3 separate regions of the Homo sapiens genome follow, and regions 2 and 3 are each linked to region 1. A link is an interaction called in ENCODE POLR2A ChIA-PET data of the cell type or tissue named here. Cell type or tissue: OCI-LY7. All regions are shown on one strand. Links, peaks and the distances in the headings refer to the core of each region. The heading gives the core; the rest is flanking DNA.

The links. Peaks named below come from ENCODE experiments on the same cell type or tissue, not always from the same donor. Only the 100,000 strongest peaks of a DNase experiment are listed, where the experiment ranks them.
Region 2: POLR2A ChIA-PET joins it to region 1 with 7 read pairs; 2 of 35 experiments call an interaction of 5 or more read pairs at or near these places.
Region 3: POLR2A ChIA-PET joins it to region 1 with 5 read pairs; 2 of 35 experiments call an interaction of 5 or more read pairs at or near these places.

Annotation. Positions count from the first base shown.
Region 1 is chr7:69,532,430-69,538,634 of GRCh38, reverse strand. No RefSeq gene overlaps it. Among named protein-coding and RNA genes, the nearest start is that of CT66, 62 kb to the left of the region's middle. In OCI-LY7, for the core only: no CTCF peak of the experiment used is centred there; no DNase peak of the experiment used is centred there.
Region 2 is chr7:69,621,856-69,626,855 of GRCh38, reverse strand. The region is part of intron 1 of AUTS2 (activator of transcription and developmental regulator AUTS2); the gene reads right to left. Among named protein-coding and RNA genes, the nearest start is that of AUTS2, 26 kb to the right of the region's middle. In OCI-LY7, for the core only: no CTCF peak of the experiment used is centred there; a DNase peak (open chromatin) is centred at 2,235.
Region 3 is chr7:69,904,366-69,909,365 of GRCh38, reverse strand. All of the region lies in intron 2 of AUTS2 (activator of transcription and developmental regulator AUTS2), which reads right to left. Among named protein-coding and RNA genes, the nearest start is that of AUTS2, 310 kb to the right of the region's middle. In OCI-LY7, for the core only: no CTCF peak of the experiment used is centred there; a DNase peak (open chromatin) is centred at 2,885.

The DNA.
Region 1 (6,205 bases), core at 555-5,554:
GGAGCCTGAGATTCCGCTTTTGTTTTTCTTTTTCTTTTCTTTTGTGAGATGGAGTGTCACTCAGTCACCCAGGCTGGAGTGCAGTGGTGCGATCTTGGCTCACTGCAACTTCCGCCTCCCAGTTTCAAGTGATTATCCTGCCTCAGCCTCCTGAGTAGCTGGGACTACAGGCACCTGCCAGCACGTCAGGCTAATTTTTGTATTTTTAGTAGAGACAGTGTTTCGCCATGTTGGCCAGGCTGGTCTTGAACTCCTGACGTCAGGTGAACCGCCTGCCTTGGCCTCCCAAAGTGCTGGGATTACAGGCATGAGCCACCATACCCGGCCGAGATTCTGCTTTTTTTAATAAGCTCCCAGGTGATGTAATGCTGGATGCAAATCCACAGACCAGAGTTGTGGGGGAAAGCACCCCAGGCTAAAAATCTGGATGCCTGGGTTCCAGGTTGGCTTTGCCAGTAAGTGGCCACAAGACCTGGACTAAGTCATTGAACATCCCTGGGCCCCGGATTTCATCTTTAAATTATTGAGTTTGTCTGGTTGATCTCTAAGCTCTCTTCCCAGCTCTAAAAATTAATCTGTGATTGGGTACGTTACATTTGGCAAAAACATTTTGAGAATCTTGGAGAAAAGAGGTATGTGAATTCAGTCCATTTTAGTTATTAATGTTACTGATAGAGAGGCCATGGCTTGAGTTCCAGTGGATTAAAAAAAATAATCCTTTAATCCTCCTAGCGTAGTCACTCACCACTTGGCATGGCACAATGTAGATTATTGCTTTGAATGAGCTGGGCTAAAACGAAAATCTCGAGTTGGGATCCTGTCACATTTATACTCCATTTGCAGCCATACTCTTGGGGATGCATGTTGAAATAACTGTGCAATGTCAAAACAAGCTTCCATTTACTTTAAAATAAAATTTCAAGCAGTTATAGCCAAACCCCAAATTCACTGAAGTAGCTAGGAGAGAAAAGGTACAGCTGAGTGTGGATTTTTGAATTTAAATGTCTCTAACTCAGGATTTAGTTGATGTGATCCTTGAAAGTCCCAGTACTGCTACTGTACTTGAATGAAAAGGATGGATAATGAAAAGAGGTATAATCTCATTTGTTACGGAATGCTATTCCTGACAGCTCACTGGAGCCACCATGCTGAAGGCCAACGAAGAGAATGAAGAGGTTAACCATTTACTTCTTCCTTTTCTTTCTTTCTTTTTTTTCTTTTTTGAGACTGAGTCTCACTCTGTCACTCAGGCTGGAGTGCAGTGGTGCAATCTTGGCTCACTGCAACCTCTGCTTCCCAGGTTCAAGCAATTCTCCTGCCTTGGCCTCCCAAGTAGCTGGGACTACAGGTGCACACCACCACACACAGCTAATTTTTGTATTTTTAGTAGAGACAGGGTTTCACCATGTTCGTCAGGCGGGTCTCAAACTCCTGACCTAGGTGATCCACCAGTCTCAGCCGCCCAAAGTGCTGGGATTACAAGCGTGAGTCACCGTGCCCCGTCCTTTTTCTTTTTTAAATACTGATTATTCAAAGCAGCAGCAGGAGGATCAGAGAACTGCACCACAGTAAAATAAAGGCAGTACTTGCTTTCAAATGCAATCCTTCTTTTGAGAATTAACTAGCTGCCAAGTTGAGGAACAGCAGAGAAGCCTCCTTAGGACTAGTTGATTTCCCTTACTGTGGATAAGGCTGATTAAAGCAAGATGAGAAAATGCAACCCAAGGGTGAAGGGTGGGAAAAGGAAAGGGAGACTGCGAGGGCACTGGCTCCAGATATGTACTGGCAAGCCTCAAAAAACTACCAATCTTGGAAACAAATATACACCCTCCACTCAAATCTAGCTTTTAAAATGTTGGTCCCCTTTGTATTATTATTTTTTTTTTTTTTGAGACAGTCTCACTCTGTTGCCCAGGCTGGAGTGCAGTGGTGCTCACTGCAATCTTGAACTCCTGGGCTCAAGTGATCCTCCAGCCTCAGCCTCCCCAGTAGCTAGGACTGCAGGCATGCACCACCAAACCTGCCTAATTTCAAAAAAATTAATTTGTAGAGGTGGGATCTCACTATGTTACTTAGGCTGGTCTTGAACCCCTGGTCTGAAGTGATCCACCCGCCTCAGCCTCCCCAGTAGCTGGGACTACAGGCATGCACCACGATGTATGGTTAATTTAAAAAAATTTTGGCCAGGTGAGGTGGTTCACACCTGTAATCCCAGCACTTTGGGAGACTGAAGTGGGCAGATCACCTAAGGTCAGGAGTTTGAGACCAGCCTGGCCAACATTGTGAAACCCTATCTCTAGTAAAAATACAAAAATTTGCTGGGTGTGGTAGCACATACCTGTAGTCCCAGCTACTTGGGAGGCTGAGGCAGGAGAATTGCTTGAACCTGGGAGGCAGAGGTTGCAGTGAGCTGAGATTGCACCACTGCACTCCAGCCTGGGTGACAGAGAGAGAACTTGTCTCAAAAAAAAAAAAAAAAATCTGGAGATAGGGTCTTACTCTCTTGCCCAGGCTGGAGTGCAGTGATGTGATGTTGGCTCACTGCAGCCTTGAACTCTTGAGCTCCAGCAATCCTCCAACCTCAGCTTCCTGAGTAGCTGGGACTACAGGTGCATGTCACCATACCTGATTAGTTTTCTTGTATTTTTCGTAGAGATGAGGTTTCATCATGTTGCCCAGGCTGGTCTTGAACTCCAGACCTCAAGTGATCCTCCCGCCTCAGCCTCCCAAACTTCTGGGATTATAGACATGAGCCACCATGCCCAGCCTAAGCTAATTTTAAACACTTTTTTTTTTATAGAGATGGGGTCTCACTATGTTGCCCAGGCTGCTCTTGAACTCCTGGCCTCAAGCCTTCCAAAGTGTTGAGATTACAGGCATGAGCCACCCTGTCCAGCCAATCCTTTTCAATGAGTGACTTTGAGGCAAAATATGCAATTGGAAAAAACATAATAAGTAGTGTTCTTTCCCCTCTTGGCCAGCCTTCTCAGCCTGCAGCTATAGCTGAGTATAGGTTGATGTGGCAATAGTTAAACTGTTGTCTGGCATGTCTCAGGGAAGGTGGCCTTCCCCAGAGCCTCCCTTGCAGAAGCTCCTAACTGATCTCACTGCCCAGAATCTGCAGGAAGCCGCCTGCCCTATTCTATGTTCAGGAACCCAATGCCAAGAGAGTCAACTGCATTGCTAGAAAGCTTTTGTCTTTGTATTAGTCCGTTCTCGCATTGCTATAAAGAACTACCTGAGACTGGGTAATTTATAAAGAAAAAAGGTTGAATTGACTCACAGTTCTGTGGGCCGTACAGGAAGCATGGCTGGGGAGGCCTCGGGAAACTTACAATCATGGTGGAAGGCAAAAGGGAAGCAGGTATGTCTTACGTGGCTGGAGCAGGAGGAAGAGAGAAGGAAGCGGGAGGTGCTGCACACTTTTTTTTTTTTTTTGAGACAGAGTCTTGCTCTGTTGCCCAAGCTGGAGTGCAGTGGTGCATTCTTGGCTCACTGCAACCTCCGCCTCCTGGGTTCAGCTGATTCTCCTGCCTCAGCCTCCCGAGCAGCTGGGATCACAGGTGCCTGACACCACACCTGGCTAATTTTTAGTATTTTTTTTTTTAGTAGAGATGGGGTTTCACCATTTTGGCCAGGTTGGTCCTGAACTCCTGACCTCAAGTGATCTGCCCGCTTTGCCCTCCCAAAGTGCTTGGATTACAGGCATGAGCCACTGTGCCCAGCCTGCTGCACACTTTTTAAACAACTAGATCTCGCGAGAACTCACTCACTATCACGAGAACAGCACAGCAAGGGGGATCTTCGCCCCCGTGATCCAATCACCTCCCACTAGGTTCCTCCTCCAATGCTGGGGATTACAATTCGACGTGAAATTTGGGCGAGAACACAGACTCAAACCCTATCAGTCTCCAACGCCAGCCTCCTGGCTTTGCCTGCGTGTGACCCCGCTCCTGCTGACTCACATTAACTCCTCTGGGTCATGAAGCGTCTGGGTCCTGCCTGTAATTCCACCTCCAAGAGGTCCCCTCCTCTCATGCAACCTGAGGTCATTTGGATAATGCTTTTGTCTCTTCCTTCAGCACCCTGCTCAGCCGGGAGACGAGCTCAATTCCCTCCTCCTTGCCCTAAGCTGCAAAGCTCTTCTTTTTATCCTGCTCCTTCTAGGACCTGGCTCTCCCTCCTCTGACACCCCACTTTTATTCAGCCAGCCCCGTCCTTCTTGGAGTTCAGCTAGTTGTCTTAGTCCATTTTGCATTGCTGTAAAGGAATACCTGAGGCTGGGTAATTTACAAAGAAAGTGGTTAGGCTTGGAGCTGTGGCTCACGTTTACAATCCTAACACTTTGGGAGGCTGAGGTGGGTGGATCACTCGAGGTCGGGAGTTGGAGATCAGCCTGGCCAACATGGTGAAACCCTGTCCCTACTAAAAATACAAACTTAGCCAGGTGTGGTGGCACACACCTGTAATCCCAGCTATTCAGGAGTCTGAGACAGGAGAATCGCTTGAACCTGGGAGGCGGAGGTTGCAGTGAGCCGAAATCATGCCACTACACTCCAGCCTGGGCCACAGAGCAAGACCCCTTCTCAGAGAAAAAAAAAAAAGAAAGAAAGAAAGAAAAAGATTTATTTGGCTCATGGTTCTGCAGGCTGTACGAGAAGCATGGCCCCACTATCTGCTCTGCTTCTGGTGACACCTCAGGAAGCTTATGATGAAGGCAGAAGGCAAAGGGGGAGCCAGCATATCACATGATGAGAGAGAGAGAGAGAGAGAGAGAGAGAGAGAGAGAGAGAGAGAGGAGGTGTGAGGCTCCGTTAAACAACCAACTCTTGTGTGAACTAACAGAATGAGAACTCACTCATTACTACTGTGAGGAGGGCACCAAGCCATTCATAAGGGATCTGCCCCCATGACCCAAACACTTCCCACCAGGCCCCACCTCCAACATCGGGAATGGCATTTTAACATGAGATGTGCAAGGGACAAACAACTAAACTATATCACTGGTCAATTGGGCTTCATTCATATGTTTTTCTCCAAAACTGCTGCTACAAAAACAAATCCAAAAAATCCAGACATGTTCTGGGGGACGGTTTTGCAACATTACAGTGAGAAAATGGCTCATCTATGCTTCTTTAATTTCTTCTTAGGTTGCCTTAGCTTATAGATGTTGAGATATCAAGAGGCAGGAACTGGAGTTAGCAGAGCAAATGGAGCCCCTACACCCCTGTGAGTTCACACACTGCAGCACTTAAGTGAGACATGAAGACATTTCATGGAGTGATAACTGTGGGAGAAGCCTTGGACTGGTAGTTGGACCATGTGGGCTCTGCCCTTACAGCCGTGGACAATCATTGCATCTCTCTGAACTTCAGTATCTTCATCCACAAAATCACTCTACCATTCAGGGAGTGAATTAAACTGAGATACAGCTAGGATCACCTGGTCCGTGGGTGTTCAGAGTATGTTGATTTACTCATTTCTTTTTTCATTTTTGATTTTCCTGAATCAGCAAGGCAGAAGCACTGACCCTTGGCCAGCCTTATGGAAACTTTACTGTTTGTCCTTTAGACGTTCTGAATACCAAGAGTCATTTCATCTTCCTTCCTTTCTTCCTTCCTTCCTTCCTTCCTTCCTTCCTTCCTTCCTTCCTTCCTTCCTTCCTTTTGAGGCAGGATCTCACTCTGTCACCCAGGCTGGAGTGCAGTGGCATGATCATAGCTTACTGCAGCCTCAACTTCCCAGGCTCAAGCCATCCTCCTGCCTCAGCCTCCCTTGTAGCTGGGACTACTTATTATGTAGTAGCTGGGACTACTTATTATTTAATTATGCCAGGCTAATTAAAAAAATTTTTTTTTGTAGGGACAGGAGTCTAACTATGTTGTCCAGGCTAGAGTGCAGTGGCACAATCTCGACTCACTGCAACTTCTGCCTCCCGGGTTCAAGTGATTCTCCTGCCTCAGCCTCCCAAGTAGCTGGGATTATAGGCACCCACCACCACACCTGGCTAATTTTTGTATTTTTAGTAGAGACAGGGTTTCACCATGTTGTCCAGGCTGATCTCGAACTCCTGACCTCAGTTGAACTGCCCACCTCGGCCTCCCAAAGTGCTGGGATTACAGGCATGAGCCATCGCGCCCAACCAGCATTCCCAAATCTATTTATCAAATCTACTATGTGCCAGGCACCGTATTGGGTACTGGGG
Region 2 (5,000 bases), core at 1-5,000, 89 kb before region 1:
CACACAAGACCTTTTTAATACTTCAGTCTCGTGGAAATTTTTTAAGCAGAATTTTTTTAAGATCCCATTTCTGTTTTAATGACTTAAAAAAGAAACTGCCCTTATGGGGGAAAGGAGCATATAAAAGGTAATAAACATTTAATGATCCAATAATTGGTTATATCAGAACAATCACTGTTCAGTAATTAACTTCTCTTTCAGCTTGTTCACTTGATACTTTGAGCACCTCTGATAGGCCTAGAATTATGCATATGATTTATATAATAAACTAAAACCTTGTGGAAGAGCCCAAAACACAAGGTTTCCAATCACCCATGCTTCTCAGTGACCTTCCAATGTGGCCCTTTATAAATCCAAGTCATTAGCAAAATCAAGAGCATCCCAAGCCCTCAGCACACAGTGGGCATGAAAGCAACAAAAATGACATTACTGCTAAACTGTGGGGACTGTGGACACGGCAACCAGGCGGGGTTTAAGTAAAACATAACAGAAAATTGGAGCTTAAAAGATAGCAAAAAAAAATAATAATAATTAAATCGCACCTCCAGGAAAGAATACAGTGAACAGCTGGTATGTTGTTACTATGCAAAATTACAATTAAGCTCAGGTTAATGTCATTTCCAACTAATTACCCACAGTCAGTTGGAAGACACACACACTAAGAGATTTCACTTTACCTATTCCAACATTTTTCCCTACTTATGTGTCTCTGCCATCCATGCAGCTACAAGGTTCCCTGCAATTTTTTTTAATGTCACAACTACTCAGGAACACCCTCTCGTTTCTGTCAAAGGGGTGCCCCCTCCTTGGTGGTAGATGTTAGGAGCTGTAAACATTTCAACACCTCCCTTCCATCACACTTATCTCTGCATGCCATTCCTTCACACCACAATAATGTTCATAGAGTCTTCTCTACAACCCTAATTTCCTATGTTCCATTGTCATTCTTTCTTCTCCTTCCCTTTCCCTTCCCTGTCTTTTTCTTTTCTTTTCTTCTTTGAGACAGAGCCCCACTCTGGCACCCGGGTTGGAGTACAGTGGGCAATCCCAGCTTACTGCAGCTTCAATCTCCTGGGCTCAGGTGATCCTACTGCCTCAGCCTCCCGAGTAGACAGGACTACCATTGTAAGCCACCACATCCAGCTAATTTTTAAATTTTTTATAGAACAGGGTCTCACTGTTTTTCCCAGGCTGGTCTCAAACCCCTGGACTCAAGGGATCCTCCAGCCTCAGCCTCCCAAAGTATTGGGATTACAGGTATGAGCCACCGTGCGCAGCCCAAATAACACTTTCGAAATCCGTCATGTTTTTTATCTAGGTGTTCTTTTAACCAACACTCCACCCCAGCCCCTGCCCCGCCAAAAAAGAAAGGAAACCAGTCAGCACCACCATGGCTAGAATTCCTACCATTCCACACTTGGATCTTTCACAAAGCCTGCCCTTCCACCAAGCCCTCCCATCAACCACTAGGGCTATCTGCCCAAATGGTAAAGATCCTTCCTGCCACTGCCATTTGAAAGAAACTTGTAAATAAACGCAAGGGACCAAGTTTCACAGGCACTTTGTGGCTTCCACATCTGACAGTAGACACACAGAACTACTTCAGGGCCAGAAGCACCCTTTTCCTATAAAAGAGAGGCAAGCTAATTTGAAAGACCTTTCTGAGTCCGCTTCTGCTAAGAATTGAAGGGGAGAGACAAAGGTCCCACAACCCCAAAGCAAGAAAGCATCTTCTAATCTAAATCATTCGGGCTCTCCTATTATCCATACACTTGGGCACTGCCCCAACGGCATGCCTCACCAAAGAGCATGACACCACTCCTCCCGCTTCACACAAGCCTGAAAGCAGAGGTCAGATAATTTATCTGTTACTGGCACCTTTGAGAATCTGCGTGGTAGTGACAAGAAAGGGGGTGGGGGGCGGGGGCACCGAGGGGAGAAAACTGGCAGTAGTTTCTCCACTATTAATGGACAGATAACTGCAGAGTGCCATAACAGATTTCAGTTCCTTTGTGCACACAGGAATATTTATTTAATCAATGTACTGAAACAAAACAGGCCTCTGGTATACTTTTGGGAAGATGGAGAGCCATTCAGAGCAGGGTGATTGGAGTCTTGTCACCTGTTTAGTTGATAGTGGCGATCACTAAGATGGGGGAGCATGAGGCAGAGAGGGGAAAGGGAGCAGCTCTCACATCCACAGAGCCCACATGCTTGCTAGCAGAGCACAGATGTGTAGCTGCTGGCAGGTGGCTGCAGACAGCTCTCTCCCTCCACTTGCACACAGCTTAAGTGCAGGGTTTGCTTGAGGTCCTTTTACCATGAGCATCCCTTTCCAAAGAAAATGGGCAAGCTTGCTATTTAATACAGCTAGACCTTCTCTCACTAAGAATTGAATGATTCTTCAGTGGAAAAAAGAAAAACCATCAGGGCTTTAAATGTTCTGATTGGGTTGGAATGGAGGAGAGATTATTCTGGGTGGATAGAGAGGAGGAAGGAACTTTTTTTAAAAAAAACTAAGAAACCACATTTTATCATGTACCAGATAAAGATACCTGGCTACTGAGACAGGTTTCCTAAGTTACCTGGACAGTAATGACAAGACTCACTTGTTTATTAGAGTCAGAAGATAATCTGTCCTTACGCATTTTCAAAACTATCATGAGAATATTTTCAGTGAAACAGATTGCAGAAAAGATAGATCTTAGAACGTAATCTTAATATCAGCTGTGAGCATTAATAGACAGTCACTGTCAAGAACTGGCTTAAGGCTGAATCAAAACATAGATAAACAACACAAACTTAACATCACCAAAAACTTACTGAAAAGAGTAATTAAGAAACACCACCTACCAAAAGACAATGCTTTTTTCACTTACACCTTATTATATTGTTTCATCAACCTTTACTTATATCTCTAATTTCTTGGGATTTGAGGAGGAATAGAAAAGAAAATTTGAGGAATCTAATAAAAATCATTTTTTGTGGGGAGGGGGCAATGTTCTATTTCTTTACCTGAGTACTGGTTACCTGGGTATTCACTTTGTGATCATTCATTGGATCATTCATTGAGCTGTACACTACACTTTTTCCAGGATGTGTTCTATTTTACAGTAAATAAGGTTTTAAAACCAAATACACAGGAATGTTTTCTTTTCAGAAAAGTTACATAGCATAGAAATAAATTATTGTAAACCATCACCATTACCACTGCCCCAGGAAAACACTCAAAAATATTTTAAGAAATAGTGTTTCTGAAACTTCTATACTGGAACTTGATGTTAAAAACAAACAAACAAACAAACAAAAAACCCTAATGTTCCAGGCCAGGCACAGTGTCTCACACCCATAATCCCAGCACTGTGAGAGGCCCAGGCAGCTAGATTCCTTGAGCCCAGGAGTTCAAGACCAGCCTGGGCAACATGGTGAAACCCTGTCTCTACCCCTGCAAAAAAAAAAAAAAAAAAAAAAAAATTGCTGGGCGTGGTGGTGGTAGTCCCAGCTTTTTGGGAGGCTAAGGCAGGAGAACTGCTTGAGCCCAGGAGTTTGAGACTGCAGTGAGTCATGACTGTCCCACTACATTCCAGCCTGGGTGACAGAACGAGACCTTGTCCCCCTGTCACAAACCCCAAAAAGAAAACAAAACACTAATGTTCCAGAGCCACAGAGCAGGGATTAATGTTTAGTAGATCAGACACAGGGTCCAGGAATCAGTATGTTTACCAAGTTACCATGGAGTATAGATATGCAACTCGGTTTAGAAACCACTGCACAAGGCAAGAACTTGTGATGTGCAAATCTGAAACTACCTACTCCAAATTCTCCATACCCAACATGTGTGACAAAAAATGTAACACAGCCTAGGCAACATAAGGAGACTCCGTCTCTACAAATATATATATATCTCCATCCATCCACCCATCCAGGTGTGGTAATGAGCACCTGTGGTCCCAACTACTTAGGAGGCTGAGGTGGGAGGATTCCTTTAGGGAAAAAGTGTAATTATTTGGAAAAGGTTCGCAGAAGCTTTAATAACTGAGTATTCTCTTACCAACTACAAACAATATTTGGCCAAGGCTTTTCTGAATATTTTTCTCACAATTACAATATCTTCCCTAAAAAGGAAGCTGATATGTTATTATCACTATGTAACTTCTGCTGGCAACCCCATCCTGTATATCTAGAAATAGAAACTGTGAAATCAAATTATCTGTGGCCACATGGGATTCTGGGTCTTCAGTAAAATCTGAACATGTGTTTTTCCACAGCACAGTCTAGGAGCCTTTCCCTATTTTCATTATCATTATTACATTGTTGAAAGTTTAAATTTCCAGAGGTTTAATGACAGGACTAAAGTCATTCATTCAGCTAAAAACTCAAAAACAAACTGGAGCCCACAGTATCTAACCCCAGACAAAACTCTACTCATTACATTCACATTAGGGCTCTTTGAAAGGGTAAATCCAATCCACATTTCCTGTTTCAAATGTATATTCCCTCGTTTTAGATATAACCATATTAATCTGGGTTGGAAGCCACCTAGTAAACTGAATTTTGCTCTCAGGCATGCATAGGCAACCAAAATTCAAGTTAAAGCACTACCCTGGGGTCTTTTATCTGAGAACACAATCGGGAAGCCTGCTGGAAATTTGTTTTGGAATACCAGAGCACTTGTTTTTAAACAAAGCATTAGCCAAGGAAACAGGTAACAACAAAAGGAATCACAGGACCAAAAGAAAAAACAAACAAAAACAAAAAACTAGACTATAGGAAAGTCTAAAACACCAAGAATCAAGGCAGTTCTTTCTACCCTCTTGTGAAATCTTATTTGCCAAACAATAGCGAAAGAAGGCTTGTATTTAGGGTTTTTGTTTGTTTATTTGTTTTTAAGATTTAAGTTAGTTGTGTCCCCACTGGAGGTTAAAGTAAAAAAGGCCTAAATGAAGAAAGAAAGAAAAAAAAAAGCCCTTCCATAAACCCACAGATCATACTAAAGTCTG
Region 3 (5,000 bases), core at 1-5,000, 370 kb before region 1:
GAGTGAGCCAGTGGGCCTAAGGAGAGAATACTAGAATACAATTATTCTATCAGGTCCATTCTAGTAAACACCTAGAAAAAGTAGCTATTTTGAAAACATCATTTTTTGTTATATAATGTCTACATCATCTGGCAGAAACATTTCTTTCTTGCCAATACATTTTGGAAGATAACTCAATTAGTAAATGTACAGAACAAAAATATGATCCAATTATTGATAAAATTAATTTCCGCAAGATATGTTGTTACAATTTTATGATTCTTCCCAAGTTTTGCTAACAATATTGCAATTTTTAATTGAAAATAAAAAATAAGTACAGTTTATTTAAAAATATGGCTCCTGCAGCACCTGTACTGGAGTCACTGAAGGAACTCCAGTTCCTTGTTGCCACACCCTGACCCCCACCCAATGGACTATGCCAAGGTGATTACCTGGGAATCTGCATTTTAACAAAAGATCCACAGTTGCTCTGACATAGGGGTTCAAAGACCACCCTTTGAGAAACATTATTCTGTATGTTCCCTACTCAGAATATGTAGCTAATTGCTTCTCCATCTAATTATAGCCAATCTCAACCTCTCAGAACCATCACCAGCAATTAGGACCTGTCCAGGTTTGTAATACATGATTTCAAGATGTATGAGCAAACACTTCCTGAGCAAATGCAGGTGCAAACAGTGATTACAGAATGACCTGCTACATCAGCGTCACTGCAGGCAGGCACATAGGAGAAGTGGCAGCTTCTGCAGAGCTGTGATCAATGAATGCAGGTATAATGTTCCAGAAGGCCACATGGCACAGCTCATCAGGCCTCCTGAGAGACATAAGGTGGTCCCCCACAGGACTTGCCCACATTTGTGAGCTATTTTGGTTTCTGCTCCTGTGTGTGTCTTTGTGAGCACTGGTGTGAGGATGCACACCCCTAGGTGTAAAAAGCCCCAGAGTAAATAACAAAGTTATATCTGCCTGATATAAAATCATCAACACTTGCATCAATAGGCAATGCTCCAGAGTTCATTTAGAATACCAAGACAGGTTCTTTTAAACATCATTAGGACCCAACAGCAACTCAAATGCATTAAAACAGCTGGGTTCCTGTGGCAAAGCAGGTCTAATGGGACTGAGGGTTAAGTACAGCAAGGGGTGTGTCTCCTCACCCCAAGCCTCGGGGGCTCTCTAAGAGCAAAGAGTGATAGTAGTGAAAGCGTATAATTCAGCACGGTTTTGTCCCAGATAGTATTCACTGAAATGTTCAAGGGAAAACTAAAAAAATGCAGTTATATTGTATCTATATTCATATTTAATTAAAAAGAGAGTTAACAGCACTTCCAAGAGGGAGGTCATTCCTTGTTCAGCACAAGATTTCTGTGCAAAGCTATGGGCAATAAAACAATTCAACATATAAACATTTACAAAAGCTACCATTTCAGTAATGCTACTAATGCTTTAGCAAACAACTCTGAAGATAAGAAACAAATCACAATCCTGCAGCTGGGGGCAGCCATAAGAGAATCAAGATCATCAACCACTGTCAAAGTCCAATAAAATCCACCCTCTCTCTTCCTTCTTCTCTTGTTTGCCTCTGGGCTCCAACTGCCTTTAACAGAGTTGTATCATATGAAAATGTTTACAAGAAACAAAGTTATATGTAAGAACTTGAATATGATACAGTTGGCCCTCTGTATCCATGGATCCAACCAATGGCAGACCAAAAATGTGGCCTACAATGGTTGCTTATATACTGAACATGCACAGGCTCTTTGTCTTGTAATTATTGCCTAAACAATGCAATATAATAACAAATTGCATAGCTTTTACACTGTACTAGGTATTATAAATAATTTAGAGATGATTTAAAGTTTGTGAGAGGATGTGTGTTGGTTACATAAAAATACTATAACATTTTATTTAAGGAACTTGAACATCCACAGCTTTTAGTATCCATGGGGAGTCCTGGAAAGAATCCTCCTTGGATACGGAAGGAAAAATGTATCCCAAAGTTCAAGAGAACAAATAACCATTTACTCCTGCATAGTAACTTTATGAAGAGCTAAAGGAAGAAAGGAGGATGAAGTCCTACGATAAACTCACAGAGAACACTACAAGATGTCAGCAGATTTTACATAAGAACCTCACACAGTTGTATACATTTAAAGAGAACTACACAAAGGTAAGACATGAGCAGGCAGCTGGGATTGCCAAGCATTCCCCTAGGTTGGTTTCCAGACAAATAGGTGTTTTGTGTGGTTTTCTTTTTTGGAGACAGGACCTCGCTCTGTTGCCCAGGCTGGGGTGCAGTTGCGTGAACATGGCTCACTGCAGCCTTAACTTCCTGGGCCCTTGCAATCCTCCCACTTCAGCATCCCAAGAAACTGGGACAACAGGCATGCGTCACCATGCCCAGCTAATTTTTTTATTTCTCTAGAGACAAGGTCTCATCATATTGCCCAGGCTGGTCTTGAATTCCTGTGCTCAAAGCAATCCTCCCACCTTAGCCTCCCAAAGTGCTGAGATTACAGGCGTGAACCACAGCACCCATACCAATAACTGTATGTTTGACCCTTTGGGCAAGGTGTGACATTCAACTCTGCCTATGTATATACATAACTGAATCTCCAAATGCACCTTTGGCTTTTACAGTCTTAGAAAATGAATTACAAATTGGGCATGAAGACATCCAACAGTTCTCAAGCAACATTTACCACACAGAATTGCCTGCGTCTGCCTGTCTTAAAGCCCACCCACAATTTCATTTTCAATTAACAGCTCCTCGAAAGGCAGTAATGAAAGCAGTTGCTAAAGAGCATTCAGATGTCACCGAAAGACTGCAAACCCAAACTGTAAATAGCACATTGTGAGTCGCCTGTCACCACCATCAACTCCCACGGGAATCACGCAGCATGTGGCTATCACAACCATCTGCTCAGTTCCCCACCACCACCAGTGCAAACCACACAGACACCCATCTCCTCCCACTTCCCACTCATTACCTGTCATGTACAGACTTGTGTGGATACAAGATTGCTGTGAACAGAGATTAGAATGCAGAATGTACAGAGGCTTATTTCATGTTCTTTAGCTGAGATCTGGCCACATGCAGATAACTTTATATCATCACAAGAGGGAAAAATGTAAAATTTAATCAGCACAAAAATACACAGTTTCAAATAAAGAAAGGGAGTTCTGTCCTACCCTCATCAACTACCAAAAGTGTACTGGCTAGGCCTTATTAAAGGAAAGATGTGCTCCCTCATTCTTCAATCACTGACATTGTAGAAATTTATGGGAGCCAGAGTTGAGAATCACTCCTGTCACTTTATCTTTCTTAACTCCTCTATCAATATATGGGATTTAAATGGCCCTTAATAAAGTTCTGCATGCACAAATACACATATAAAATTTTCTTACTTTGGGAAATATAAAAGGTCACTGTTTTATGGAACAACTCCTGTAGGTATCAGGATCACCCAAGCTGAATTATGGCCCATTCTTTTCATTGCAGTTCCTTTTCCCATTCAGCTTATTTTCTCTCTGCAGGTTTTATTTTATGAGGTGGTAGTTAATGTGCTGTGTTGGTTAATTTAGGGTATCAACTTGACTGGATTAAAGAATACCTAGAGAACTGGTACAGCATTACCTTTGGGTGTGTTTGTGAGGGTGTTTCCAGAGGAGATTGGCATGTGAGTCTCAGTGAACTAAGTAGGGAAGGATCTGCCCTCCATGTGGGCAGGCACCATGCAATCAGCCGGGTGTCCAGATAAAACAAAAACAGAGGAAAGGCGAAATGGTCTCTCTCTCTCTCCTAGAGCTGGGATATAATTTCCTGCCCTTGATCATCTAAACTCTAGGCTCTCTAGGCTTTGGACTTGAGGACTACCCCAGTCTCAGGCCTTCAGACTTGGTCTGAGCCATACTGTGAATCCCAGGGTCTCCATCTTGCAGATGGCTTGTTATGGGACCTCTCAGCCCCCATAATCATGTGAACAAATTCCCCGAATGAATCCCCTCTTATCTACCCACATATATATTCTACTGGTACTTGCTCTCCAGAGAATCCTAATACATATGCTATGTCCTTTTCATAGTCAATTTTTACTAAATTTTTATTTAAAATTACAAATGTCATTTAGGATAAAATTATTACTGGTCATAACATTCCAAAGATGTATCTCACTGAAGTTAAGTGATGTTTATGCTCACTATTCCCAACATTCAGGGCTCACAGCAACAAAGTATAGAGTCAAAAGACACAAAATGAAAAACACGAATAAACCTGTTTCCAAATGCTCAAGATAAAACAAAAGCAAAACACCTTTCATATAACTCATTATTATATTAGTGTCAGGTTTACCAATCCCAGTTACAAACCAATACTTCCAATACAATACGTGAGTAATTCCTGAACACAGACAAGCCTAGATTGGGGTTCTTCAATTACCTGATGTTAAAACTAGCATCTCACTCTTATTCAAGTCAATCAATATTCCAAAGAGAGATCATAAGCCAATCTTTTATTCCCTCCATCTTTCCTTACAGTTTTTCTTATTTCTATACTTTAGGCAAGGGGAAAAAGTAGTATGCAACTTAAATTCATAAAAAGGAAAAAAATATAAAGAATTTTATTTGATACCTTAGCTTGTAACCTTCACATGACTACAAAATTTTTCGAAAGCAAATGAAATCCCAATTAACATGGTAAACTTGAAATTTTGAAGTATGAGGTAGAAACGGTTTAACTGACATTCTTAATACTAGTTCAAGGTACCAGCAGACATCTAAATATTATAACAAAAGTATGTATGAAAGAGCACATAGCAAAGTTCATGTCTTTTCATTATGACAGTAAAATCCCAAATTACATTCGTGTCTCAAATGCTCTGATTTCCAGAAACCTGTAGGCTCTAGAGTCAAGCTGGATAAATACCTGTGTGATTTTTGGCCTAGATTTCCATCCAAAACTAATTAGCAGATCTTCAGAAACGAGACTTGAACTGGATCCG